Linked DNA regions of Homo sapiens: all the other regions are linked to region 5. A link is a loop called in an ENCODE intact Hi-C map of the cell type or tissue named here. Cell type or tissue: heart left ventricle. All regions are shown on one strand.

Region 1 (4,000 bases), 110 kb after region 5:
TTCAGTAGAATTCTTATGCTTATGAATTTACCAGAGGAGAAGAATGAGTTCAAAAGTGAGAACTTCAAAGCCGCATATTGAATTTAGACGAACTGTCTAAATGTAGGGATCATACTCTCTATCTACAGGATGCTTAAACAGAGGAGTTTGTACAGAGTTGCTACAGAGGCTGATTGTCTAACAGAGGGTAGAAAAAGAGCTTTGAACCCAGGGTGCCCAATTAAGAATTAGGGAACATGCAAATATGAAGTAGCACAAGAAACTCTGAACTTTCTTAAAGTTTTGAGAGGGATTTAAGACAGAGTTAAGTTTGTTCCATGCCAGTTCCTCCTGAGACTCATGCTAAGCTCTAGGTCTGGGATGGCAGGCGTGTGCACATGATCTATAGTACTACCTTCCCACACCTCTACAGACATCACTAATTGATCACGGCATCTTGTTCCCCTGAGCCCAGATAGAGCCTCGAAACCGTCAATGCAGTGTGCAGGCTGAGACCGGCAAGCAGGCAGAGTTGGTATTCCAGAGAAAACCTACTTGTCATTTCTGATCTAGGTAACAGTGAAGGTATTTCCTGGTGGGAAGACTAGAATCAACATCACTTCTCAGCCCCCTTCCAGCCCTGCACTGAAATAAAAAACAGCGAGAAGTATGGTTGCACAACGTGTATTTAAATGAGCTTCCAAGGGCTGTTTCTGACTCTCTGACCTAAGGGTTATAGATTGGATGGGCTGTCACGGATGGCAGAGAAAGTTACATCAAATCACCAACACTGGTCTCCTATTACATCCTCCTTCCTCCCAAAAGGTGGAGGATGGTAGAAAGTAAGGTGCAAAATTTTTGTCTTTTTTAATCAATAAAAAATATAGATAAAATTTTTTTCTTTTTTTTTCTTTCCTTCCTTTCCTTTCCCTTCCTTCCTTCCTTCCTTCCTTCCTTCCTTCCTTCCTTCCTTCCTTCCCTTCCTTCCCTCCTTTCCTTCCTTCCCTTCCTTCCCTTCCTTCCCTTCCTTCCTTCTTTCTTTTTTTGAGACAGAGCCTTGCTCTGTCACTCAGGCTGGAGTGCAGTGGCATGATCTTGGCTCACTGCAACCTCTGCCTCCCGGGTTCAAGCGATTCTCCTGCCTCAGCCTCCTGAGTAGCGGGACTACAGGTGCCTGCTACCATGCCCGGCTAATTTTTGTATTTTTAGTAGAGATGGGATTTCACCATGTTGGCTAGGCTGGTCTCGAACTCCTGACCTCAGGTGATCCACCCGCCTTGGCCTCCCAAAGTGCTGGGATTACAGGTGTGAGCCACCGTGCCTGACCGAATTATTTTCTTTATTCATAGTGACACTGTTCCTCTTCTGCATAAACTTCAAGTAGAAAAAAACAGGATTGTCTAGAAGGTAAGAATGGGTTTTATTTAAAACCAGGTGCTTGGGAAATCAAATTTAAAATTTGACCTACTTAAATTACTCAGTGAAAAATATAAAAAATAGGTCACAGAGTTCTCCACCTTCCAAACGCAGCCTTCCTTCAGGGTTTGCCGCGTGCTCACTGGGAGTGTGGTAAAAAATGCAAAAACACTGTGATGTTCACTGGAAAGCAGGACACTCAATGGGCTTTGCTTATGCCATACAAAGAAGTGGAAGGCGGCTCATCACAGGAGCGAGACTTTATAGTAATCCAGTTGCCATGGGGCAGAGTGCAGAAACACCAGATGAGCTCCCTCCAGTGGTGGCTGGGGTGTCCTGCATTGGAGAGCACCTTCCCTCTGGGGCAACTGATTCATTCTCAGACATAACTCAACCCAGAGCATCCCAGTATCTGAGGTCAGGCTGATGTTTTGTTCAAGAGGCTGGATGTGAAATGGGGAACCTCCTGTATTAATAAGTCTTATATTTTTACTATCATGCAAGCTGCATTATTTTTTATGACAGGTTATAGAAAAATGACACTGACTGCCTACTCTGTGCCAAGAAGTATTACGGAGCAGAAGTGGAAGTAGCAAGGGTTTTGATGCCAGAAAGACCTGGATTCGAAACCAAACCTGTACCTTACCAGCTGTGGATTTTGGCAAGATTACTGCACCTCTCAAAGACCCAATTTCCCCTTCAAAAAATGGCCTTTCAGCATTGATGGAAGGGTTCAGTGAGGTAACATGTATGGCTCACAGGAGTGGCTGACACTTGGTAGGCAAATTAAGAGATGCTCCCTTACAAAATTTCAAACTGAATCTCTAATCTGACTTCAAGGGCTAATAAAATAAAGAAATGCCATAGGTCTCAAACACGCACACACAAACACTAGCAATCACCAGACGTATGTCAAATCATACTAATGGAAAGATTTCATTTTTTCTTCTTCCAGTCTTTTCTGGTGTGGGAGGGAGTTGGTTGTGATTGGTCAGGTATGAAAGTGGAGCGTTTTCTGTCTCCGCATGTCTCTCTTCTTCCTAAGGCTTACGGGAGCAGAACATTGTGCATTCAAGCTTCTATGTAAAATTAATTAAAATGTTTGTACAAATTGACTATTCCTGTTTTACTAAATCTAGTAAATGGAAGCTCTAAGACTCCCACAGAAGAAAAATAAATTACCACAACCACTAATAACTGACAAGTTAACAGGCTGATGACAAAAAAATGACAGAATTTAGATTCACCTAAATGGTATAAAGCTCATTTTAATGATCCAGCTGAAGCTCCCCCGCCCTCCCAGCCCCCACAAAGTTCTCTGTAAGGGATGAGATGAATTATCAGTGTTATTTACTCAGTGGGAAGTAACAGGATAAGCCACCTGTCCACTTGGAGCTTGCAGTAAAGAGAATACGTGGAGAAAAGTTAAGGATATTGGAGAGGCTCAGTCATAAAAGCAGAGGGAAAATGCCTACATCTGCACAAATAATTTGTGGGCTGGACTAGATGTGTAGAGGGAATTTCAAATAATGTATTTAAAAAATTATTTGAAGTCTGTTTTATACTTATTTCATTTTATTACTATTATTATTATTATTATTTGGAGACATGGTCTTGCTCTGTCACCCAGGCTGGAGTGCAGTGGCAGGATCACCATTCACTGCAGACTCTACCTCCCTGACTCAAGCAATTCTCCTGCCTCAGCCTCCAGAGCATCTGGGACCACAGGTGTGCACCACCATGCCCAGCTAATTTAAAAAAAAAATTCGGTAGAGACGGGGTCTCTTTATGTTGCCCTGTCTGGACTCGAAGTCCTCAACTCAGGTGATCCTCCTGCCTCAGCCTCCCAAAGTGCTGGGATTATAGGCATGAGCCACTACACCCAGCTGAAGTCTGTTTGAAAATTTCTTTGGAAAAGAGAGGTGAAAATACTTGAAGCTAGTACTCCAGGCAAATCGTCAAAATAGCACTAATAGTTGGTTGCCTTATATCCCAGTTAGTCAGCAATAGTGATGAGTAACTCACATGGGTTAGTAGCTTGGTTAGGTGGTAGAGGATAAGTGATGGAGAAAAGAAGATGCATTGATCCTCCTGAAGCAATTGAGGATGTAATATTTAGGTCATGGAGGCCAGGCAAACAAAGCTCGGTGACCCCTCAAACCAAAACTCAAAAGGCAACCCCACTGGCTTTTGAGGTTGTGGACTTAGCTTGGTGCTGAGCAAACCAGTGTCAGAAAGGTGAGTTTCCCTTCTAGCAAGATCCCTGCAATTGGCAATCCATCTGGTAGAAAAGTAATAAAGTTTGACCCCCCCCCCGCCCACTGCACACTGTATTCAAAAATAAATTCCATACTATGCAGCAATAAAAAGGAATGGGATCATGTCCTTTGCAGGGACATGGATGGAGCTGGAGGCCATTATCCTTAGCAAACTAACGAACAGAAAACCAAATATTGTATATTCTCATAAGTAGGAGCTAAATGATGAGAACACATGGACACATACAGGGAAAAAACACATACTGGGACCTTCTGGAGGGTAGAGGGTGGGAGGAGAGAGAGGATCAGGAAAAATAACTAGTGGGCGCTAGGCTTAATACCTGAGT
Region 2 (4,000 bases), 92 kb after region 5:
TTTAAGGAAAAGGTTATATAACAGTCATTGCTTGGTAGAATCCAGTCTGTCAATAAGTTAGCTCTAACAGTTAACATTGAAGTCTTATACCTTATATTTAAATGTTTAGCAATCTCTACTACATTTTCAAATATAAATAATTTGGTTGCAAATTCCAGAAAGGCATTAACCAAACATGGACTGATCCTGGGGCTTCCACCTGACTAAGTTTTAGAAGTCTGTCCTTGTGTCCTCATCTTTTTTCCCCATTTCTCTTTTTGATCCTTTTAGTACAGTAAATGTAATCCACAAGGACTGATGTGAATTGTTCAGTTGACTATTTGCAATGACCCCAAGAAAACCACCTATGACCTTTTGTAAACAGGTCGCAGACAACCCAAGTGTCCAACACTAACTCCCACAATTCTGCCTTACCCAAAATTTCCCTATGCATTGTTTGCTGACTTGGTACCATGTCATTTTTCTGTATTTTCTATTTTCAAAATATAGCATTTGAGGCTGTGCTTGGAAAGGACCAAAGAGCCCCCATTTCCTCTCTGTCAGTATCCCCAAGGAGGAGAACTGATGCTGGGCTTGTAAATTGTGGCATTTACTTTAAATGAAATGACAGAAGTGTCTGCTCAAACTAGAAGAATAAAACTCCCCAAAGCAGCTCTGGGGGCCGGAGATAGAAAAGCTAAAGATGCAATTATGCATGTATGAACATCTCTCTGGTTTTTGAATGGCAAATCTCACTGATCAAGGTATGCTTGGCTTTGTTTTTGAGAAAACCACAGTGAACATAACTATGAGGAGATGGCACATGTCCTACTAATAAAGACACAGAGCCCTAATTTCTCACAAGAAAAGGCTTTGGTAGTAAAGATCTTTATAACATACAGAGCACAAACTCTAAAGTCACAGGAGATCATCGTTCTGAACAAGAGACTATACTGGACCAGCACTCTCTTCATTTTGGGAGCTTTAGCTGGCATATCAATTTACACTTTCTGAATGTCTCTCAAGAACTCATGTATGTCATCTCACAAAGATGTGAAACCTGTACCAAACACTTCAAGTGGCAGAAACACCTTTTTTTCCAACTTATCTCACCCAAAGGACTAGCTTGACCGAAACATCTATGTTCTCTTGTTGGCCAATTCCTTGCTGTTCTCTGCTGAGACCAAAGTTGTCATCTTCCCATCTCTTTTTCAAGGGCCCCGGAAGCATTTCAGCACATCTACTGTTTTTTCTCCACTCCCACTCTGCGATATCTGGAGTAGACCCCTCAGATCCTTCAAGCTACAGTTGGTGTCCTTTTCTTAATGGGGGTGTGGACCTGCCTTGCTTTTCTCCCCTCTATCCATCAAGATTTGTGCAATTCAGGAGTTAGCCTTTTTTTTTTTTTTTCCCATAACGGGCCACACAAGCAGCTTTGTGGGCCATGCGGTCTCCTAATTACTCAGTGCTGACAGGTGGCATGGAAGCTGGCGAGGCATCAGTGAATGGGTGTGGGTGTCCTGTAATAATACTTTGTTTATGGTCACTGAAATGTGAATTTCGTATCATTGTCACGTGCCAGGAAATAGTTTTCTTTGGATTTGTTTTCAACCCTTAGAAAATGTAAAAACTATTCTTAGCTGGCAAGCCATGGAAAAACAGGCAGCAGGCCAGATTTGGCCCTCTGGCCGTAGTTTGGCGACTCCTGCTCGAATCCATCTGGACTGCCCTCTTGTGAGCTATTTCCAAAGTAAAGACAGATTGTAGGTAGGAGAGAGCCAGCAGGCATCATTGTGGAAACACTAACCCTGCCCCTCTGTCCCCCAGATGTGGGAAGGGGGAGCAAAGGGGAGGTGAGGTTGGATTGTGTGAATTAAAAGAAAGTAGGATTATCCACCTCAACGCTGATGATTGGCAAGAGCTTTTGAGGGGAGGATTTGGGGCAATGGAGATATGGGGAGGGGAATCTTCATGTAAATAACACCAGGCATGCAATAGTACAGCAAAAGGAATGCCCCTGATGAATGGAAGCTATTGTAAGAACTGTCTCAGTATAGGGCTGTGCACAGCCGTCCCCTGAAAGTCTTTTGAATTATTCCTCAGACTCTGCAGGGAACTGAGGATAAAAGCGGCTGCAGGGGAGCAAGACCTGGAGCGTCATCGAGAGATTGCAAAAACAATTCACTGCCAACAGACTGTCCCAGCAGGGTCCCAGTGCTATGGTCGTGGCCCTGATTGGCATGCTGCCCCTCGGATGCCCAATCAGATGGAACCGGAAGAAATCGAATACAGAGTCAGTCCACTTTATCTCTGTATAACCACCCAAATGAACAGCATGGGAAATTGAGTCTGATCTCATGAATCAGCCCTGCGCAAGCTCCTAGCCCTGTCTCTCACTCCAGGTGGCCCATCTGTGACTGGGGTTGTTAGGCAGGGACAGAGGGGAGGGTCTCAAACTTGATGGCTGGGATCAAAGGTAACTTCAAGGGGCCAAACTGTAGTTTGGCTGGAAACGTCTTTGAGAATTTCCATGCAGGCAAGTAGATTAACCAGCTTAGTATAAAAATGGATCCTAGGCTTGATCTAATTAAATAACAAAAGTAAAAACCGGAGGTAAAATGATGCTCAAGTTGACAACTTTGTCATCCCAACTGTCTGAGAGATGTGCAAAGCCAAACAGCATTGGCTCCCAGCTTCTCTACCAAAGGGATGATTAGGTACGTTTAATCCAGTATAGTCCTACCCTAAACCACAACTGTGCCGAAAAAGAGAGAAAAATAAAAATGAAGAAACTCCAAAACTATTTCTTCTTAACAAAGAAAATGACCTTTAAATTATCCTTGGTCCAGAAGCTTTTATAGAGAGGTGGCTGAGTGAGAATAAAATGGGACCAGAGGAGGAGACATGTAATGACGGTGGTGGTGATGGGGAATCTCAGGACCTTACCGTGGTACCTGCTACGGAGGGAACCTGAGAGTCCTGCCTGCGTCTAACCTGACCTAAAATTAGTGAGTTCACCTTGTTGCCAGCAAGCAGGGATCCAGTGATCCAGCCAGCTGAGAGAGGATTTAAAAAGGGGAGAGTTGCAGACCACAGTGATTTGAGGTGCTTGCAACCCCCAGACACCGACAGTTTCCCATGCATGTGCATTTCTCCCTCCCTGAGATTGCAAGTTTGGAGGGGTTTTCTTATCTGCTCTGGTCCCTTTCCTTTCAACTCGGAATCCTGGAAAGAAGGAAAAGCCCTTCCCAATTAGGGACCTCATTTTTCTCCTTCCCTATCCCCTGGGAGATTTGGAGGGGCAGCAGGAAATGTGGGAGAGCACTTGTGTCCCTGAAGGAACAGCCAGTTGCCATGCGCGACCATCACTATAGATCTACAATTTATGAAAATAAAGCAATATGTGCCTGTTTCGGTGCCTGCCGTTTGCCTACCAATGGTGCAGTGTTCACCATTCCAGCCCTCTCGGCATTCACATTTGCCATCTTTACAGGTCCCGTGCTCAATGCAGCGGGGGTGGCACACGCGCTGGTCACACGCTGCGCCTGTCCAGCCCTCTTCACAGCGGCAGGCTCCCCCGATGCAGACGCCGTGAGTGCCACAGTCTACTGAGCACACTTCTGGAAGAAAAACAATGATTACAGCTCAACACCACAGCTGGTGAAACCTTCCATGGAGTCCAGACCACGCACATGGCCCAGACCCCTGGAGCAGGCCCCGAGGCCCAGCAGCTCTGTCATCTTTGGAGGCTTGTCTCTCCTTGGCTGGGTATCAATTCATTGTTAGATCTTTTTTTCTAGAGAAGTGACTCTCAAAGTGTGGCCCCTGGACCAACAGCATCAGTATCACCTGGGAACTCGTTAGAAATGTAGACTCTTGTGCCCTCGTTGGACCAAGTGAATTAGAAGATCTGGGAATGGGACTCAGAGATTTTGTTGGAACAAGTCCTCCAGGTGGTTTTGATACTCGCTAGAATGTGAGAACCACTCTTCTAGAGATTGAGACCACTCCAACCAGTTTG
Region 3 (4,000 bases), 270 kb after region 5:
TCGATGCGAAAATCCTCAATAAAATACTGGCAAACTGAAGCCAGCAGCACATCAAAAAGCTTCTCCACCATGATCAAGTCGGTTTCATCCCTGGGATGCAAGGCTGGTTCAACATACGCAAATCAATAAATGTAATTAATCACATAAACAGAACCAATGACAAAAACCACATGATTATCTCAATAGATGCAGAAAAGGCCTTCAATAAAATTTAACACCCCTTCATGCTAAAAACTCTCAATAAACTAGGTATTGATGAAACATATCTCAAAATAATAAGAGTTATTTATGACAGACCCACAGCCAATATCACACTGAATGGCCAAAAGCTGGAAGCATTCCCTTTGAAAACCGGCACAAGACAAGGATGCCCTCTCTCACCACTCCTATTCAACATAGTACTCGAAGTTCTGGCGAGGGAAATCAGGCAAGAGAAAGAAATAAAGGGTATTCAAATAGGAAGACAGGAGGTCAAATTGTTTCTGTTTGCAGATGATATGATTGTATATTTAGAAAACTCCATCATCTCTGCCCAAAAATCTCCTTAAGGTGATAAGCAACTTCAAGCAAAGTCTCAGGATACAAAGTCAATATGCAAAAATCACAAGCATTTTTATACACCAATAACAGACAAACAGAGAGCCAAATCATGAGTGAACTCCCATTCACAATTGCTACAAAGAGAATAAAATACCTAGGAATCCAACTTACAAGGGATGTGAAGGACCTCTTCAAGGAGGACTACAAACCACTGCTCAACGAAATGAGAGGACACAAACAAATGGAAAAACATTCCATGCTCATGGATAGGAAGAATCAATATAGTGAAAATAGCCACACTGCCCAAAGTAATTCATAGATTCAATGCTATCCCCATCAAGCTACCATTGACTTTCTTCACAGAATTAGAAAAAACTACTTAAAATTTAATATGGAACCAAAAAAGAGCCCATACGGCCAAGTGATATAGCCTAAGCAAAAAGAACAAAACAGGAGTCATCACGCTACCTGACTTCAAACTATACTACAAGGTTACATTTACCAAAACAGCATGGTACTGGTACCAAAACAGATATATAGACCAATGGAACAGAACAGAGGCCCCAGAAATAACACCATACATCTACAACCATCTGATCTTTGACAAACCCGATGGAAACAAGCAATGGGGAAAGGATTCCCTATTTAATAAATGGTGTTGGAAAAACTGGCTAGCTATATTCAGAAAACTGAAACTGGAACACTTCCTTATGCCTTATACAAAAATTAACTCAAGATGGATTAAAGACTTAAACACAAAACCTAAAACCATAAAAACCCCAGAAGAAAACCTAGGCAATACCATTCAGGACATAGGCATGGGCAAAGACTTCATGACAAAAACACAAAAAGCAATGGCAAAGAAAGCCAAAATTGACAAATGGAATCTAATTAAACTAAAGAGCTTCCCCACAGCAAAATAAACTATAATCAGAGAGAACAGGCAATCTATAGAATGGGAGAAAATTTTTGCCATCTATCCATCTGACAAAGGGCTAATATCTAGAATCCACAAGGAACTTAAACAAATTTACAAGAAAAAAACAAACAACCCCATCAAAAATTGGGTGAAGGATATGAACAGACACTTCTCAAAAGAAGACATTCATGTGGGCAACAACCATATGAAAAAAAGCTCATTATCACTGATCATTAGAGAAATGCAAATCAAAACCACAATGAGATAACATCTCATGCCAGTTACAATGGCGATCATTGAAAGTCAGGAAACAACAGATGCTGGAGAGGATGTGGAGAAATAGGAATGCTTTTACACTGTTGGTGGGAGTGTAAATTGATTCAACCATTGTGAAAGACAGTGTGGTGATTCCTCAAGGATCTAGAACCAGAAATACCATTTGACCCAGCAATCCCATTACTGGGTATGAACCCAAAGGATTATAAATCATTCTACTATAAAGACACATGCACACATATGTTTATTGCAGCACTATTCACAATAGCAGAGACTTGGAACCAACCCAAATGCCCATCCATGATAGACTGGATAAAGAAAATGTGGCACATATACACCATGGAATACTATGCAGCCATAACAAAAGGATGAGTTCATGTCCTTTGCAGGGACATGAATGAAGCGGGAAACCATCATCCTCAGCAAACTAACACAGGAACAGAAAACCAAACACCACATGTTCTCACTCATAAGTGGGAGCTGAACAATAAGAACACATGGACACAGGGAGGGGAACATCACACACTGGGGCCTGTGAGGGGGCAGGGGCCTAGGGGAGGGATAGCATTAGGAGAAATACCTAATATAGATGACCAGTTGATGGGTGCAGGAAACCACCATGGCATGTTTATACCTATGTAACGAACCTGCACGTTCTGCACATGTATCCCAGAACTTAAACTATAATAAATTTTAAAAAAGCATAATACCCGATACGTAGCTTTTCATTCCTCAATTGGAATGTTTTTAATGTTTGAACCAAACATGCATGCCAAAACTGCACCTAATAAAATTATAATTATATTCTTAATATCATTAAATACCCAATCCGTGTTTAAATTACCCCAATTGTCTTGACAGATTTTTCGTGTTAGTTTGGATTAAGAGTCAAACAGATGTGGTTGTTATAACGTTTACTTTGTTATGTAACCATTCTTTGTGTGAGAGCCTGTGTGTGTGTTTGTTTGTGTGTGTGTGTGTGTGAGTGAGTGTGTGTGTGCACACACGTTAGGTATTTTTTGCAGAGGAAAATAATAATAATGCAGCACCCTTTGTATTTGGCTTAGTGCTTCATTTTGTGTCATTTTATTTATTTCTGTACCAATTCTTTTAAACTAATGTTGAGATCAAGGATATTTATTAGCTTAGGTTCATTCTTTTAGTTTCTCTTAATAAAGCAAAAATTCTTTAAAAATCCTATAATTGTCAGAAAATAAAATTAAAAGTTTGGAGTGATTATAGTGACAAAGATGTATAACATATTAATTTTCAGGATCTTATAAAAAAACAAAAAAATTATAGGTAAGAAACAACTCCAAATGCTACTTTCAAAATTGCTTCCAGCTGTGTGAAGAGAATTCACTGGCCATTATCAGAAACATTACAGATTATTTCTGTCTTTCCTCAAACCTAAGTTATTAAAGTTTAAAATCTATTTGGGAACTTTATGAAGGGTCAGTATGAATTAGCCCTCCTCTCTGTTCCGTCTCCATGGTTCTTCTAGACAAGGAAACAATAGCATTTGAAACACACAAACCAAGAATGTGCCTGGGGATAGAGCAGCAAGGCTGTTTCAGAGTCTGGCCAACCCACACAGAGCCTTCACTGTCAGTGACATTCCAGCCCCTCCATACCCTGACTGACAGGTCTTCTTTCAGATCATTAAGGTGTATATGGTTTTGGAGAACAGAATCGAAGGTGAAAAAAGGACAGAAGCAAAGGCTACACAAAACAAAGCCAGACCTGGAGATCATTTTCAAACTCTTCCCTCCTCACGTAAGTGCTGCCCCTTTTTTCTTGTTTGTTTTTATACATTACCGTTTGCCCCACAGGCATCAAGCTGTTAGTGTGTACAGGAGGGATTAAAGTGAGACTGCATGTTGGATGAAATATAAATTTAAATTATACTTCTGTCAGTTTGGAATCAGGGATTGTTTCTCAAGGTCTCCCCAAACACTTAATTTCAAATGAGTCTTCATTTATTACTTCAAGAAAGGCCAAATGCATAATTTATCAGCAGCTTTCAGTCAATATACCCTTATAAGCATGTTTCCCATGAGCCTTCGAGTAAAAATATGTTATGCTAATTCTATTAGTTGGGTACACAAGAGCTATCCGAGAAAGTAAACAAGCTTTAAAAGGAGACACATGTGAACGAAGAAATACCTGTCAACCTACTGTCCAGGGTCAAATTACCAAGGGAACAAGGAGGTGGTAAACTTGTCTCATTATTTATACCCAGAGGGTCTCTCCGACTGGAACTCT
Region 4 (4,000 bases), 640 kb after region 5:
TTGGGAGGCTGAGACAGGAGAATGGCGTGAACCCAGGAGGCAGAGCTTGCAGTGAGCCGAGATTGTGCCACTGCACTCCAGCCTGGGCGACAGAGCGAGACTCCGTCTGAAAAAAAAAAAAAAGAAAAGTAAAGAAAGCTTAGGTGTGAGGCGGGAGAATACGGTCTGGAGGGGTAGGGAATCTAAGGCCGATTGATGCTGACTTCCTAGAACTGAATGAAAAGGAAAACCCCACCTCTTCATGCCCAGATAACAAAAGGATCAGCCTCAGCCGGCTTCTCCCTTTGCAACTCCCCTTTCCATGCCTCACAGATGAAAAATGGAAAATGCTTCTGACTGGTTACCTCCCCCAACCAATCAGACTGGTCATGGGCCAAGTCTTCATTTGCAGAGAGTGTAACTTTGTAACTTCACTTCAGCATCTGACTGGTCACCTCCTCCAACCAATCAGACTGGTTGTTGGCCAAGTCTTCATTTACATAGGATGTAACCAAGTAACCAATGGGAAACCTCTAGAGAGTATTTAGATCCCAGAAAATTCTGGAACCAGTGCTCTTGAGCCACTTGCTTGAGCCTGCTCCCACTCTATGGAGTGCACTTTTGTCTCAATAAATCTATGCTTTCATTGCTTCATTCTTTCACTGCTTTGTTTGTGCATTTTATCCAATTATTTGTTTAAAACGCCAAGAACATGAATGACTTGTAGTCAGGACCCTCCGCCAGTAACAGGTGGACTATGAACAATTAAACCAGCAGTTATATATAGTGAGGACACTGTTACAATAAGGTGAGTGCATTGTTACAGTATCACAGAGTGGGAGCTCCTAATTTAAACTTAAGGAGGAGTAGTCGAGAAAAACTTCTTGGAGGAGGTGACATTTAATGTTCGGCCTAAAGATGAATAGTATTTAGCCAGGGACAAACTGGAGTGTTAAAGCAGACAAAAAAGATGAGCATCTGCAAAGCCACAGTTAGGAAAGCAGGAAAGACTGGAAGGAATCCTGGAGAGATGGAATGGAAAATGTAGAAGATTGGGAGAGCAGAGGTAGAGGCTCAGAGGCAGGGGAGATGCTGTATGGGGAGCATCCAGTTAACACTGTGAACCCCTTGAGGACAGGAAACACAGCATATCTTCTTGATTTAATAATTGCTAGATTATGCGTTGTAAGTGCTCCATTAATTTTTATGGAATATCTACTGGGAATCTTGTGGTACTATAAACCTAAAGTTCTTCTAAATTCTCCATATGGTTATTCTCTAAAAATGTTCAGTAGGTTTTTTGTTTTGTTTTGTTTTAAGATAGGTTTGGGGTGTGTGTGTGTGTGTGTGTGTGTGTGTGTGTGTGTGTACATATACTCATAATGCCTTTTCACAGCTCCACAGGCCCCTATCACCTCCTATTGTTTTATTTCTGACTATTCACCTTTAGGCACTTCTGCTGCAATACATGGTTTAGGATTTATCCTGGAGGAAACTGAACTAAGAATGCAATCCACGCTAGTGTAAGTAAACAAATATGGGAATAGCTTATTGATAGATTAGTTCCAAGTGTGAGCGATATTAATGTGTGCAAGGCATATTAAGTTCTAAGCCAAGGCATGCGATCTCCACTTAAAAGATAATCATTTATCCCCGAATTCGAATGAAATCTGAATCCCTGCTGTGCTGTTTTTTCTTGCATAAAATGGTGTGTAAGAGTCACGGACAACTCCACTATCAAATAGTTCATGGCTACATTATGTCATTTCCTACACTTTTTGTGCATGAATGTTCCAGAGAAAAACTTGGCAAACATGCTCAACTGTGCAGCAAGTGCTGGACTGTCAACAATTTTAGCTTAATATATAAAATAAATCACAATTTTCTAATACATTTTCCAACATCAGGGACACTTAGTTCATAAGAACAAATAAAATTACAACGTATAAATCATGAAATGATTCATTTCTAAGAGTCAAGGGGACTGAATTGGCAGCTAAAAGAGAAATAGTGTTTTGGATGTAATAGTCAAGTGTTTAAAAACAAATTACCTTTTTGTTCTGGTAACATTTAAAAAAAAATCCTCAAAAAAGCTTCTGGAGAATCACAGCCTGTTATAATAAACTATAATAAAGTAATTACAGCTTGGTTTCTGTAAAGGTTCGTGCCATGTAAATGTTCATTTATCTGAAATTTGCTTAAAACAAATAGATTAGATTCATTTCAGGAACAAGAATGACATGACTTTTTTGTTAACACTGATTAATGATTTCAGTTCCTAATGTCATTAGTCGACTATCATCATTTCACCATTTGAAAAATGGTCTCCAGGATCTCTGGGTCTCATCTAGACATGAATTTTTGCCCATTTCTTATATTCTACTGACCTCTAGAGACTATATGTGTGTGTATATAAATCACATAGGATAGGTGATTATAAACACATAAAACATATACATCATAAATGCCATATAGATCAAGAATAAAATGATTTTTGTCACATAAGCCTATTTCATTTAAAAACATATGCTCAATTACATATCTTTTCAAACAAAACATTATTTGTGCATGTTTAATACTAAGCAGGTTGACAACACTTTCCCTCACATTCTTTGCTTGATTGAATGCTGTATAGAACTCAGAGAAGAGTGAAAATCAGACAAACTAATCCTATCTTTGGTCTGTGGCCTGCATCAACAGTAAGTGGTAACAGAGAATTCAGAAACCCTAGCCTGGTTTTTCCATAAAGCCAGATTTATGTTTAGTTGGGACAAGATTATATTATATGAGAATCTTCTTCCCCAAATCATACCTGCCTATATTTATTTTCCAACTCTCCTCCTGATGAGGCAAGACATGTAAAATGTAGAGATACCTAGTGTGGGCTCCAATGGCTTTGTAACGCTTGATTTTTTTTTTTTCTCTCTCAATGTTTTTGATTACTAAATATATCTACAACTGAAAATTCAACATGAAAATAATATCTAATTTCAGATTAGATCATAAACTCCTTAAGAATTGTGTCTTTTTCATTTTGGCATCCTTGGTACATAGCACACTGTGCGTCAGATTGTGGGAAATTAATAATGTCAGCTGGAAAAACCACAATATTTTATCGGGAATGTACTCATACTGTATCTTATTAGGAATTCACCCCTTTATTCTCTCTGTCTCTCTCACTCTGGAAATAGATATAGATAAAGATATATGCACATACATATATTCTCTATAATACATGTGTGTACATACATGTATGTATATAAATGTAACACAAATACGAATACTAAGAGGAATCCTCTACATACAGAACATGTGACTAGATTTGTCAATGATTTTTCTAACAGTTGTTTTACATTTTCAGTTTATGTACTATATTACTGCTTAAATTCTCATTTAAAATATGGGTTGAAAACTATTGTTCATTATACTACATCATCGACTGCACCTGAACATTTAACAACTTCAAGTATGTTTCTTTCTAACAGACTCAGTTTTAATCTAGTGATAAAAGGATATTTTTTAAAGTACCACTGAGGCAACACCACTTTTTGCCTTTTAGCATATTTTGTCAATTATATTATATAGCATATGTTTTATTGCTTATATTATGTTATACATTTAGAAACAGAAACAGCTTGTGAATTTGTATTAAGCACCTCAAACTGCTACCGATTATTAATAAGTATGTTTGTCAAATAGAGATGACAGAAGAGTACACTATTTGATGAGAGACATTGGTACAAAGTGCCAGATATAACCACAGGATTATGAAAGTGTCCAAGCCACAACTGATGTACGTGAATATGAGAGGAAATCAAGGTTTTCTTTTTTGGTTCCCGTTTTTTTGATTTTTTGAGACAAGGTTTCGCTCTGTTTCCCAGGCTGGAGTGCAGCGGCACGATCTCCGCTCACTACAACGTCCGCCTCCTGGGTTCAAGCAATTCTGGTGCCTCAGCCTCCTGAGTACCTGGTATTACAAGCTTGCGCCACCACGCCCGGCTAATTTTTGTATTTGTTGTAG
Region 5 (4,000 bases):
ATTTCTGTCTTCTGGAGGGCCTCTTTTTAAGGGTGATGTGTTTTTCTGCCCCTCTGAGCCCGAAGTTTGCTAAGGCAGACTCTGCTCCTGCAGGGGATGAGAGACCAGCAGGCAGCACTGGGAGGTGGGAAGAGAGCAGGAGAAATGCAAAGTGAGGTATTAAAAAGACCTAATGTGCAAGCTGCATTCTTCAATTCTGCTTTTCCAAAATAAGTCTCTATCTGTCTGACTCTTGTATCCACTCTACAGTTAGTTGAGTGAAACCTGAGGGGTAGGAAGGAGACAGAGGTGTGCTTAATAATTCCTCTCAAATCCCATTAGCCTATACTCTGAGTTAAACTTCTATATGCCAAGCGCTTTGCTAATTTCTAAAAATGTATTATCTCAGTGGATTAGCACAGGGCTCCTGTTGTTAATTTGCATTTTTATCCCCATGTAACAGATGAGACATTGAGGCTCAGAGAGGTTAAATAACGTGTCCAACGTCAATCAGTAAGCATGTGGCAGAGATGGACTCCACACCCCTGTCATCCTGGTCCTAAGACCTAGGAGCTTTCTGGTATAAGATGCTGCCTTTTGGGGAAGACTGTGAAAACCTGAGTTCCCTCAGGGATGAAACTAAATCAGGATACTTCTTCTATCAAGACCCAGTGGCCTGCATCTGGGGAAATCTTAATTCCACGGTTGGATGTCCTGGAAGTTTCTGGAACTGGCTGATCATAAAATGGGTCCAGGAAGATTCGATAGTGTTATTTTTTCCTACCCCTTTCTCTCTCCTGCTTCCAGAGTCATTGATAGGCTGGTCTTATTGAGTTACATCTTCCCAAAAATTCAGGGACAGTTCCCATGTGGAGTCTGAAGGTGGAGTTACAAATTCCATTCATAGCCCTGCTTTACAACGCTAGTGTGCAATGCAAAGAACGCTGGGCTTGGAGATCTGGATTCCAGTCCTGCTTCACTACCAACTCCCTGTGTGGTCTTAGGGGAGTCACTTCGATTCTCTGAGCCTCAGTTTCTTTATCAATAAAATGGGGATAATCAAATCCATATTTAGACAGTCACTGTGACAACACGGCAGATAAATGGCTTCTGTACCTCATGTTCTATGCAGAAAAAAAAGATATGGCCACTCTTCTCACCTATAGGGGGATTTGTACTCTGCCCCCTGTAACAGAGTGGGAAGAGAGGAATCCCCCTAAGGAAGCTCTCACTGAAGGACAAATCATTTTCTTTCTTTCTTTTTCTTTTTTTTTTTTGAGACAGAGTGTTGCTCTGTCGCCCAGGCTGGAGTACAGCTGCGTGATCTCAACTCACTGCAACCTCCACCTCCTGAGTTCAAGTGATTTTCATGCCTTTGCCTCCTAAGTAGCTGAGACTATAAGTATGCACCACCATACTTGGCTAACTTTTGTATTTTCAGTAGAGATGAGGTTTTTCCATGTTGGCCAGGCTGGTCTCAAACTGCTGGCCTCCAGTGATCCTCCTGCCTTAGCCTCCCAAAGTGCAGAAATTACAGGCATGAGGCATCACTCCCGACCAGGACAGACTTTTCTAGTAGCCTCACAGCCTCTGTGTGGTTTTCTTCATCACCCTTTCTCTAAAGTTTTGGCTAAGGCTATGCAGTGTTGGTCTTGACCACACTGCCCTGACAGGAGGTGAAGTTATGTCTGATTTTTAAGTTGGCTGTGTGTCTTCCAATTGGCTGATCATGTGCCAAAAGTGCCATAAAACAAAAAGAACTCACCATCTTTTCAGGTAGAAAAGAAAACCCTATACATTTGAACCCCACAATGGAGAATTTGTGATCACTGGATTTATCTACATTATGAAAAAAAGGGCAGCTTATCAAATTAAGATAAAAAAATTCAGTTTCAATGTAACTTCTGAACATTTTAAAACACAATTACGAGTCATGCCTATGTTTTCATTAAACTAGGGACACTTTCTGGAAAATACTTTCCCTTTTAGAGTTCAGATCTGTGGATGCACTTGAACCCAAGCTTCTTTATGACAGTCTGTAAACCAGGCCCAGTTCAGGCTGGCCTCCCTGAGAGGGATGTTTTTTCCCCCTCTTTCAGGAGAGCCAACAAATTGTTTCTGAAATGCATTAGGTCTTTGGTTGAAACTGTCAGAAAGGAAGATGAAAATCTCGGAGGTGTTTGGGTGAGTGTATAGCTTCAGCCTAATTCGGTATGAGAGCCAAGGACAGCACTCGGATGGTACCCTCGAGGGCAGAATCACTGGCTGGTAAAGTTTGATCAAAACTACAGTGTCCTGAAGGGTATTAAGATGCTTCAGAAATCTCAAGCATCGTTAAGGTGCTTGAGAAAGAGTTGCCCAAAGAAGAAAGTCAGAACCAGGGGAAGCAATTCTTCTGCAATGCACTAAATATCCAGCAGGTGGCAACAGCTTCCTTTTACATTCTCCCAAGACCATTGGCATACAAACAGGAAGTAAACATTGCCGGGTTTAGGAATGATCAACAATGAGGTTTTCTGTTCTCCCTCTTGTCCCCCGCTTTTTTTTTTTTTTTTTTTTTTTTTGCTGTGCCAACTCTCCCTAACTTAACTACATTCTGAGCTAGCAGCAGCATCCAGACAAAACACAAGCAAGGACTCCAAGTACACAGGGGTTAACACACTCCTTCATCACCTAGGAGAGCCAGATATTTATAAATTCTGCTCCAGTCTCAGCCAGCCACTGGGAGAATCATGCCTAGTAACTTCCTCCAACCAGCATCCCACCATTAGTACCTACAGCAGCAGACACTTTGACCAAGAACTGCCTGCAGGAGCTAGGAAAAACAGCTTTTTGCAAAACAAGCGTCAGGACTATTAAGTATGAGATAATTGTTAGGGGAAATATGACCAGCTCTCGCATCTTTTAATATACCTAATGCTTTATCTGTATCGATCTGCTTCTGCTAAGGAGGAAATTCAGAGTTTATCTACCTGTCTGTGCAATCAAGTGTGTTGCTGGACCTATTGGCAAATTACAGGAACCCCACTGGGATCTTGCCTTTTAGATTCTAATTTCCGCACCCATGGCAAACTTGAATAATCAGCAAAGTTAATCAACATTTTACCTCCCAGGTGCTGTGCATGTCCAATATCCTGAAATTTGAACGGCAAGCAGGCAACAGGAATTCCCAACTCTAGTAGGGAGGATGCTCAATATCAGAGATCCATTAGAGCAAATCATTTCAGAGTCAGGGAGAGGGGACATGAATGTCTTGAGGCCATAAGACATCATTAAAGTTAGAAAGACAACGTGACAAAGCAATTTAAAAAGCTACACAAGCGACCCAGTCCTAATGCCAGCTAGGGCAAGGGAAGGGCTCTTCAGAGATGCTTTACAAACCCACTTACTCATAGAAAGTCGTCCATCCTGTTTCATCGCTCTTGGTGGCCAGGAGCCCAGTGTTGCCATCATAGGTCATGAGACCAAGCTCCAGGTTCTGTGTGGACACGACTTTGAGGCCTCCATTGGTGCCCACGGTGAGGGTGATGATCTGGTTGTCAGGCATGAGCAGGTGACGGGGCATGCCACTGCTGTCCCGACGGATCTTCAGGGAATTCCCATTATTGTCAATCAATTCAGTGACATCATTGTCAGTACTATATGTGAAATTGTACAAGTACTCCCCTGTCACCAGGCTCACAGTGTATTGGTGGATGCCATCAGCGTTGAAAACATATAACTCCTGCTCTCCGGGGGATGCAGCCTCATACTGGTTGAAGGCATTAAGAACAGGCTTGTTCTTGCTGACCGCCCTGATCCGAATATTTCCAAGGTCTGCAATGTAAATGGTACCATCTGGAGCTACAGCTAAGGATGATGGGGAATTCAAGATGGCATCAGTCGCGTAGGCATCATCTCCTGAATAGCAGTTGCAATTGACATCGTTTTTGCAGTCGCAGTCCGAGGCTGCCCCAGCTAAAAGGCAGATCTCCCCGTTGGTTGTTACCTGGCGTAGACGGTTAATCTTCTTCTCATCTGT
Region 6 (4,000 bases), 650 kb after region 5:
AAATCATATAATGAAAGAACTTCAGTGACAAATCATGTAGGTTTTCGATTGTTTTTTACGGGTAGATCTATTAAGCACTTAATATTCAGTGGGAAAACAGTCTCAGAGCAATGAAATTCTATTACTTTAGAGGTTGCATGCTTTTAATTTCTTAATATTTCATTACATGTTGGCAACTGGTGCATATTTTTATAATGCGTTTGATCATTACTCTTCTCAGGGTATTCTATTTCAGTTCTTCCTCTGACATCATATTTGCATGTTAAAGGGTTTTAGCATTCAGGGATGAAATGTTCTGAATAGTAATGTGCAGTTAAGTTGATTTTTTGAAAACGGAACACAGCAAACAGACATTATATATAGGGACTAAAGAGAACAATCTCATAATTTTAAAATCGAACTCAAGTTTTAATAGCTTTCTATAGAACATCATAAACGGTAATGATTCAATATAATTCATTAATTAGCAAATTATGCAAAATGCTATCAGCAGAGTTTGGGGAGAAGAATCTTTTTTCTTGGCTTTTATAAGTCTACTGCATTTCTTTTTTTCCTGTAAAAAAAAAAAAAATGCTCTTTTCTTTGCTCTCCAGCAACATCTACTGGAAAATTCAGAAAAATGCTATTTATATGAATCAAATAGTTTGAGTAAGGATAGCTTTGATTACCATCTGCCTAAAAAGTACATGCTGAACTACAATCCAGTTTACAATGAAATTATTTCTGCTTACTTTAGTTCTATTTTGTTCTCTAAGAAAAGGACAGTTGTTTGGTGAGGCAAATAGCCAAGTCGCAACTTCAAATTTATCATTGCCTCACCTGGAAGAAGTCATTTTCATAAATAAAAGCAAAGCATATATGATACAGACAACATATTTCTCTTGGCCCATCCCTTCAACACTTGCCACTTATTTGAGAAATAATCATCATTATCAGCAGCAGAATAACAGCTTTCAATAGTTAGGTGTAGCTGGAGTCAGAGAAAAATTTCACGCAGGAAAAAACGATGTAGAAAAAAAACGAGATTGAATTTGAGAAAAGCTACTTCAAGATTCTGCAAAGTTTCTTAAGCTGAAAAAAAATTACATGTGATGCGATTTTAAAAACTCACTATGCTACCACCAGCACGATTGCATCAAACATTCGACAGCAGTGTCTTTTTCTCTTGTCTGCATCTTTCCCTATTCTTTCAACCATGAGGAAAAATTAAGTCTCCCCAACCTGTATCAGGGGCTTCCCAGGGAACTTCCACCAGAGATTATCTCTGGATGATGAAGTATGATCAGACCCACAGTCCATTTGGTCTCTACTCCCCACTACTCAGCAGTTTCTGATGTCCTCATAAAATTGGATTCATAGGCTGCACCCACAAGATGCCATCAGATGGTCTGGCAAACGCGAGACATGCCAGGGTATGATATTGAGGAGCAAGTCCGGTTTGGAAACTTGGGAAGAAAAAAATCTTATCTCCAGACAAATACATAAAATATCCTCCCTTCCGTGGCCGCTGAAATCAACAATGCCATAGTAGTGCAGTTCTTTCTAGGACCAAACCTAGTACAGGTACTGAAGTCACCCTTGTATATATCATTCCAGAGGAGGATTCTTTTAACTGAATTTTGTACTTTTAATATTCAGATTTTCTCATAAAAACATTTAAAAATGAATTTTAAACATTCTATGCTATCTTTTAGGTAAAATCTTAGATATAATCTGGATTTCTGTTATCCTTAATTAGAAACTTGGCTAATCAGAGGTGGGTTTGGGTTGTTTTTTTTTTTTTTCTTTCTCAAATCTCAGTTTTTTCATGTCAGCAATACATTTTAGCAGCAGAAGCAATGAACACAGAATCAACAAAGACTGAGGTTAAAAACACATAATCAAAACTTTAAAACAACAGAAGTAGCAACAAAAATCAAGTGCTGGGAGATCATGCATTTTGTGTTTGTTCAATGTTAAAATAGATATGAGCCTTTTAAGCTTCACCCCAAAGCTCTTTAAAGGAGACATGCCATCAAATATAATCCACAACTCTCATAGCACACAAAAGGGACATATTTCTAAAAGCTACGTACAATGAAAATCCATATGTATTCCACATTTAGGATCCTGATGCAAAGTTCCGACTCGAGACTGGTAATCAGCCCCTCCATTATTGAGCCGCTTAGAATCCAGAAAGGTTTATCAAACAGCACCTCCAGAGTTAACTCCCATTTCAAACTGTCATAATTCAGTTCTCCTAATTATTTACCAGATCCCTTTCTACAACATGCCCTAACCTGATGTTTTAACTTCATATTTCATTTGGGACAACACTTAATCTCTATTTATGAACCATCAACCTGACACACGTTAAGGAGATATAAGAAGCGCTTCACCCACAAGATCCAAGCCAAACAAACCCCAGTAGCTCGACTTAAATAAACTCTACCCTTGCTAAAACCTCCAGTGAAAAATTATTATAACACATCAGAAGTTCAGTTAGAAGAAAAATTTCAAATGGCAGCTGTCTCCTAGGGTTTAAGTCCCGGAGTTCAAAAGCAGTATCAATTGGATTATTTTTCTTTCCGTTAGCTGTTTAGAATTTAACGTAATGCAAAGTGCTATTCTGATCAAAATCATCTTTCTCATCTCTCTCCTTAAATAAAACGGAGGAGAAATCATTCAGTATAAATGCATTTACTATACAAATCTATTTTCAATTGAATTTGCTGCATGCTCTAATTCATCAAAATTAATACAGGTACTTTCTATGTTAAACAAAAGGAAGCCGACTGAAAAATCGGCTTCTGCTGCGGATGCCTTTCTCAATTACAAAACGGTGAAAACAGAGATTTAACTAAGCCACTCGGTCAAACCCTCCGATCGGCGCTTACCTGCCTCAGCTGAAGGCTTCCTTCCCTTGTTAGCAGCGTGCAGCATCTCTAGCTCGCTCCAATCCTTACCACCGGTCTCAAATTACACTGCTAAGTCCACCCCCCGCCTTTTTTTTTCTTTCTTTTTTTTTCTTTTCTTTTTTTTTTTTCCAGCAAGAAAATGCTTATTGAAAGTGATTAGTTTTTGTTGTCCCTTTTAAGTCCCTCCTGCGGGAAGGAACAGGGGAGCAATGTGACGCCACCTTTTAATCTTTTGTAAGAGTGAAAAGGCAGAAAAGGAACGCTCGATCAAACTGAGCTGCATACATGCCTAAAACTCGCAGGAGAGGCTGCTGCTGCCTGGCGAAAGCACCGCTAGGCTTGAGTGTAAGAACAGAGAAGAGAGGAGAGTCAATGAATTGTGACAACGTATGTGCATCAAAGGCAGGAGGAGAGAGAGAACAATGAGCGAGGGAAAGACAGCGAGGAGAGAGGGAGAGAAGCAGAGAGAGAGAGGGGGAGAGGGGGAGAGAGAGAGAGAGAGAGACAGAGAACATCAAGAAAAGAGAGCGGGTTTCAGGCAAAGGATTCTCAGAATAAAGCCACAGTGCAGTGTCTGGCAGCTTCTGTTTTTATCTCAGCGAGCATGATACACTGCCTCTCTCATTTAGAAACACATTCGTGTATCTCCCAGGTTTGAAAACTGAGATAATCGCAGTGTGTCTCTGGGTTTGTCTGATTGGCATTTAACTGTGTGGTATACCTGTGATTTTTTAGGATGCATTTATGTGCAATTTATTTCGCATATTTATTTATGTAGGCAAAAATGAAAGCTGCTAATTTCTACGGCAATTTGCAATGTAGTTTTACTGGCAGATGGAACTCTACTTATCATAACTGCTGACAAACTGCCATGGGTAAACAAAAGAAGAAACAAATGCTTCGTCTTGATAATTGTCTTAAAGAAAAAAAAAAAGAGCCCACACCAAAATATTAGCACTACAAAACCTGTGTTTCCTAGTTCAAGTTTAAACGGTGTTTCTCTTCATTAGTTTTCATTAATAAAGGCAAAATAAAAGGGAGGGCATGGTGTCTGAAGGAAAGGTATTGGAAAAGAAGCTATTAGGAAAGTGAAAAACCTAAAT
Region 7 (4,000 bases), 500 kb after region 5:
GACAAGGCAAAGCGAGAGAGTAAGGCTTCTTTGAGGATGGGAGGAGCTTAAGCGTGACCCTGACCTGTAGGAAGTGGTAACAGATGCACTTAGAAAAGTAAATAAGGGATAAAAGCTAAGAACCCCTAAACCACTCAGGGCACTGGCGAGCCATACAAATATTTTAAAGTAAAGAACACAGGATCCAATTTGCATTTAAAAAGATCCAATTGGGAAGCTGTTGCAGAAACAGGGAGGGAGGGAGTGTGATGGACAGTGAGGATGAAAATAAGTAAATGCATTAGAGGTGTTTAGCCTGTACAGTCTACAGAATTTGGTGATGAATTAAGTAAGCATTTAGCATGAGAGGCAGCACGTGGTCAGCGGCATTCAGTAAGTCAGTGCTAGGAGAAAAATATGCCAGATTGATGAAAATAGATTTATTATGTAAACATCTCCAAAGAAAAAGTTCAGATTCCCTTGGTATTCACATAGGCTTTCAAAGATATGCATCTATACATACATATGTTTAGGATCTTTCTCACAACAGATTTTTCTTGAAGATACTCAAACAAAAGCATCTTTAAAAAAAAAGTGTGATTCATTTTACACCATATCATAGGAGTTATGCTTACATAAATCCAGGGGAAAACACTTGACCACATTTGGGGTAAAAAAAAAATTTATTGAATTTTAATAAGAATCCATTTCCCATGTATTTAATTAAAATCATGATTGGTGACAAATGTAAATTAGCACAAGCATACCAAACTATTTGAACATAACTTTGCTCATACCCTTTATTTTAATGGAGAATAAATATAATCCTTCTTCTAATTAGAAAATTGAAATTTGGAAAAGAAAGGACATTTAAATTTATTAGATAATTATGAGGTGCCAGGAAGAGTGGTAAGATGATTTCTGCCAGAAACTTTTTGCAGAGCTTACCTGCCGTAATCCAGCCTGTGCTTATGTCTCTGAGCTCCCTTAATACCACTCTCACTACGACTGCGGGCTCGACAGTCTTCCTTCTGTTCCCCAAACCATCAAGCTACTGTCCGTCTCAGGGTCTTTGAACTTTACTTTTACCCTTGCCTGGAACATTATACCCTAGGATCTTTGTGTGTTTGGTTTCTTCTCAGCATTTAGATCTCAGCCACAAAGAAATGAAGTCTTCTCTGATAACTCAACCTGAAGTGGTGTTCCTATCTCTTCCCTTTCTATTTCATTTCCCTGGGCCTATTTCTTTGATAACACTCATCACTCATGAAAAATACCTTACTGAATTCGTCATCTCCTTCCTACTCTACTGTCTTCCCTCCTTCCCTCCACCCAATAGAATGAAAGTTGGGCATCTTATTTGTCCTGTACATCCCTCTTTCCCTAGCACCTAAATAATGCCTCAACCATAGTAAGTGCTCAATGAAATATTTATTAAATGAATACATGAGGACTTCATGAAGTAGAATTTTTTAAAACCCTGTTTTATACATGAAGAGATTCAGAGACATTAAGAAACTTGCCCAAAGTCACACAGTAAGTACATGGGAAAAAAAAAAAAAACTAGTAATTTATCCACAGATTGTCTTTTCCAAAACCATTTACAAGGCTGCTGTTGGAGAGGAAGGCAAGTCACACTGAGGCCTAACGGGTGTACTACATAGAAAGTTTGCTATTTGTGCTAGTATTTACCAATATTGTACTGATATAAGATGCAATGAGATATATAAGACAAGAATGGGCAAAAGCAAAAGAAACAATCTCTGGTCTCACTGCAACAATTGTCCTGGTTAAATTACAGAGTACCCAGGAAACTTAATTCTCATCAAACAGGTACTGTCAGCTGCACAGAAAGTCAGAAGGGCTGTGGAACTCATATATTTATACCTCAGTGTGTCTGAACACTAAAGTTCACAGCCTTCTGGGACACCATCTTTTACATTAGATTCACGTTCCTTAGCAGAGTGCAAATCCCATTTTGCTAAATAAAGGGTTGTCAGAAAGGGCTCCATGAACAGTAATGCCTGCTTTCGTTCATTCATTCAATAGATATTTACTTGAGCACCTACTACATGCTTGGTCTAGAACCTGAAACTGCAGTAGGATGCAGGAAGAGAGGGAGGGAGCCTTGTGTACACTAAGAGGAAGACTATTAGGACAGGGAACAGCAGCAGCAGAGGTCTTGAGGTGGGAGCATATCCAGCATATTTGAGGCACACAGCGAAGTCCAGGGGTGCAACCAAAAGAAAGTAGGCAGAAGAGGAGGTCAGAGAAGAAACTGAGTTCAAATGGTGGACAGCCTTCCTGCTAGATATAAGAGCCTTGGCTTGTATCTCGAGTGAAATGGGAGGCCATTGAAGACAGATCAGAGCTCACGTGTCAGGCGCCCTCTGGCGGTTTTGCTGAGAATGCACTTATGAATGAAGGAGGAGCCGGGAAAAGACCTAGCCTCAAGTGCAAGGGTGGGGAGACTGGAGAATTCGGTACATTCCAGAAACAGAAAAAGCCCAACATGACTGCACAAGAGTGAGCAAGGGAGAGAGTGGCACTAGATGAGGACTCAGGGGCCAAATCAGGCTGGGCGTCTGGAATGAACTTTGAATATAAGGAAAGTCACCATGCAAGGATGTTTTAATAAAATAAGCCCAGCACCTTGGGCAAAGAATGAACTCCTAACTCTTTCCTTAGCCAACAGTGGGACCTAAAAATGTGGTTTTCAGGCACAGACTAAAAAATAGCCTTAATTTTTTTAAAAGCATGCCAATAGGGTTATAATCACTGAATACACAACCTCAGGTGTATTTAATGACAGACATAGTGGTTATAATGTTAAAGTCCTTGAGGGATATAGAAATCTAACACTATCATTCTAGCTCCAAAGAGGGTTTTTGTAGTTGGTTGCCTCATCACACTCTCACTACCAATAAACTGCCTCATTTCTCCGTGACTACTCATATTGGACAAAGACATTTTCTGATATTTAGGAGAAAGAGACCTAAAATTGAAGTAGAAACATATTTGAGAACTTAGCTCAAAAGTTGTTTTTTTTTGTTTGTTTTGTTTTGTTTTGTTTTTTGAGACAGAGTCTCACTCTATGGCCAGGCTGGAGTGCAGTGGCGCAATCTCGGCTCACTGCAGTCTCCTTGTCCCGGGTTCAAGCAATTATCCTGCCTCAGCTGCCTGCCTAGTAGCTGGGACTACAGGCGTGCACCTCCACGCCCAGCTAATTTTTGTATTTTTAGTAGAGATGGGGTTTCACCATGTTGGCCAGGATGGTCTCGATCTCCTGACGTCATGATCTGTATCCCTTTTTCTTTTTCACCCTCAACAAGAATCCGTGAATTCTAAAAACTAGTCTATTAAAAAATCTCTATTTCTATATATCTATATCTGTATCTGTATCTAAATCTATAGCTGTATCTCTACCTATATCTATGTATCCATCTATCTATTTATCTATCTATCAATCTATCTACCTACTTATCTCTTGGAAAATGAGCAACTCTTTATTCTGACCATAGCATCCTTTGCATTAGATTGCCTGGTTTGATATGCTGCAAGAACAGCTTATCTCTGATGGAGTTCAAAACCAAATATTAACGGCTAATCATGCAGCGAGCCACAGGCACATGCTTGCTGACACCAGTAATTGTCTGCTTGTAGGAGTCAGTGCCTGAGGGGAGGCAGAAGTCACTCAGTTGAGCTTCTCTAAGTGAGCCATGCAGGCTTTGGGTGACACATGGGGATTTATAGCTGGAAGTGGAGAGGGGAGATGTCCCACCAACCTCCACCAGCCATCATTGGCCCTGGGACAGAGCCTACTCAGCATCTTTGGGAGGTTTATTTCTACAGCATGAGTGGGAAGGAAACAGAGCTGAGGATTTCACGTCTGGGTTAATTTCACTTCAAAGCTAAAGAAGTAACAGCTAATGTGTTATAAAACACTTTGAAATAGGTTTTTCTGATTTTGGGGGGAATCATTTGGAATTTCTGTCAAATCGCATTGGAAATGGAAGGAAAT

Evidence for each region. Peaks named below come from ENCODE experiments on the same cell type or tissue, not always from the same donor. Only the 100,000 strongest peaks of a DNase experiment are listed, where the experiment ranks them.
Region 1: it touches region 5 in a loop (3-fold over the local background); 61 of 110 quality-filtered maps call a loop at or near these places.
Region 2: it touches region 5 in a loop (14-fold over the local background); 61 of 110 quality-filtered maps call a loop at or near these places.
Region 3: a loop joins it to region 5, with 4 times the contacts of the local background. A loop is called at or near these places in 4 of 110 quality-filtered maps.
Region 4: it touches region 5 in a loop (9-fold over the local background); 28 of 110 quality-filtered maps call a loop at or near these places.
Region 6: a loop joins it to region 5, with 6 times the contacts of the local background. A loop is called at or near these places in 28 of 110 quality-filtered maps.
Region 7: a loop joins it to region 5, with 6 times the contacts of the local background. A loop is called at or near these places in 86 of 110 quality-filtered maps.

The regions. Positions count from the first base shown.
Region 1 is chr5:168,112,318-168,116,317 of GRCh38, reverse strand. All of the region lies in intron 11 of TENM2 (teneurin transmembrane protein 2), which reads right to left. Among named protein-coding and RNA genes, the nearest start is that of MIR12125, 52 kb to the left of the region's middle. In heart left ventricle, a CTCF peak has its summit at 1,703 (motif pointing left); no DNase peak of the experiment used is centred here.
Region 2 is chr5:168,126,353-168,130,352 of GRCh38, reverse strand. TENM2 (teneurin transmembrane protein 2) reads right to left here. Exons shown (of 31, transcript NM_001395460.1): 14 at 3,387-3,599. Among named protein-coding and RNA genes, the nearest start is that of MIR12125, 37 kb to the left of the region's middle. In heart left ventricle, a CTCF peak has its summit at 1,703 (motif pointing left); no DNase peak of the experiment used is centred here; H3K27ac peaks cover 707 bases.
Region 3 is chr5:167,952,903-167,956,902 of GRCh38, reverse strand. The region is part of intron 6 of TENM2 (teneurin transmembrane protein 2); the gene reads right to left. TENM2-AS3 (TENM2 antisense RNA 3) reads left to right here and starts at 3,288. Exons shown (of 3, transcript XR_941186.3): 1 at 3,288-3,511. In heart left ventricle, no CTCF peak of the experiment used is centred here; no DNase peak of the experiment used is centred here; H3K27ac peaks cover 925 bases.
Region 4 is chr5:167,580,822-167,584,821 of GRCh38, reverse strand. All of the region lies in intron 4 of TENM2 (teneurin transmembrane protein 2), which reads right to left. Among named protein-coding and RNA genes, the nearest start is that of TENM2-AS4, 77 kb to the left of the region's middle. In heart left ventricle, a CTCF peak has its summit at 2,371; no DNase peak of the experiment used is centred here.
Region 5 is chr5:168,218,368-168,222,367 of GRCh38, reverse strand. TENM2 (teneurin transmembrane protein 2) reads right to left here. Exons shown (of 31, transcript NM_001395460.1): 25 at 3,369-4,000. Among named protein-coding and RNA genes, the nearest start is that of TENM2-AS1, 12 kb to the left of the region's middle. In heart left ventricle, a CTCF peak has its summit at 2,384 (motif pointing right); no DNase peak of the experiment used is centred here; H3K4me3 peaks cover 319 bases; H3K27ac peaks cover 408 bases.
Region 6 is chr5:167,572,903-167,576,902 of GRCh38, reverse strand. The region is part of intron 4 of TENM2 (teneurin transmembrane protein 2); the gene reads right to left. Among named protein-coding and RNA genes, the nearest start is that of TENM2-AS4, 85 kb to the left of the region's middle. RefSeq lists enhancers at 2,602-3,227, 3,228-3,853. In heart left ventricle, no CTCF peak of the experiment used is centred here; no DNase peak of the experiment used is centred here; H3K4me3 peaks cover 1,114 bases; H3K27me3 peaks cover 2,591 bases.
Region 7 is chr5:167,721,831-167,725,830 of GRCh38, reverse strand. All of the region lies in intron 4 of TENM2 (teneurin transmembrane protein 2), which reads right to left. Among named protein-coding and RNA genes, the nearest start is that of TENM2-AS4, 64 kb to the right of the region's middle. In heart left ventricle, CTCF peaks have their summits at 2,158 and 2,365 (motif pointing left); a DNase peak (open chromatin) is centred at 2,370.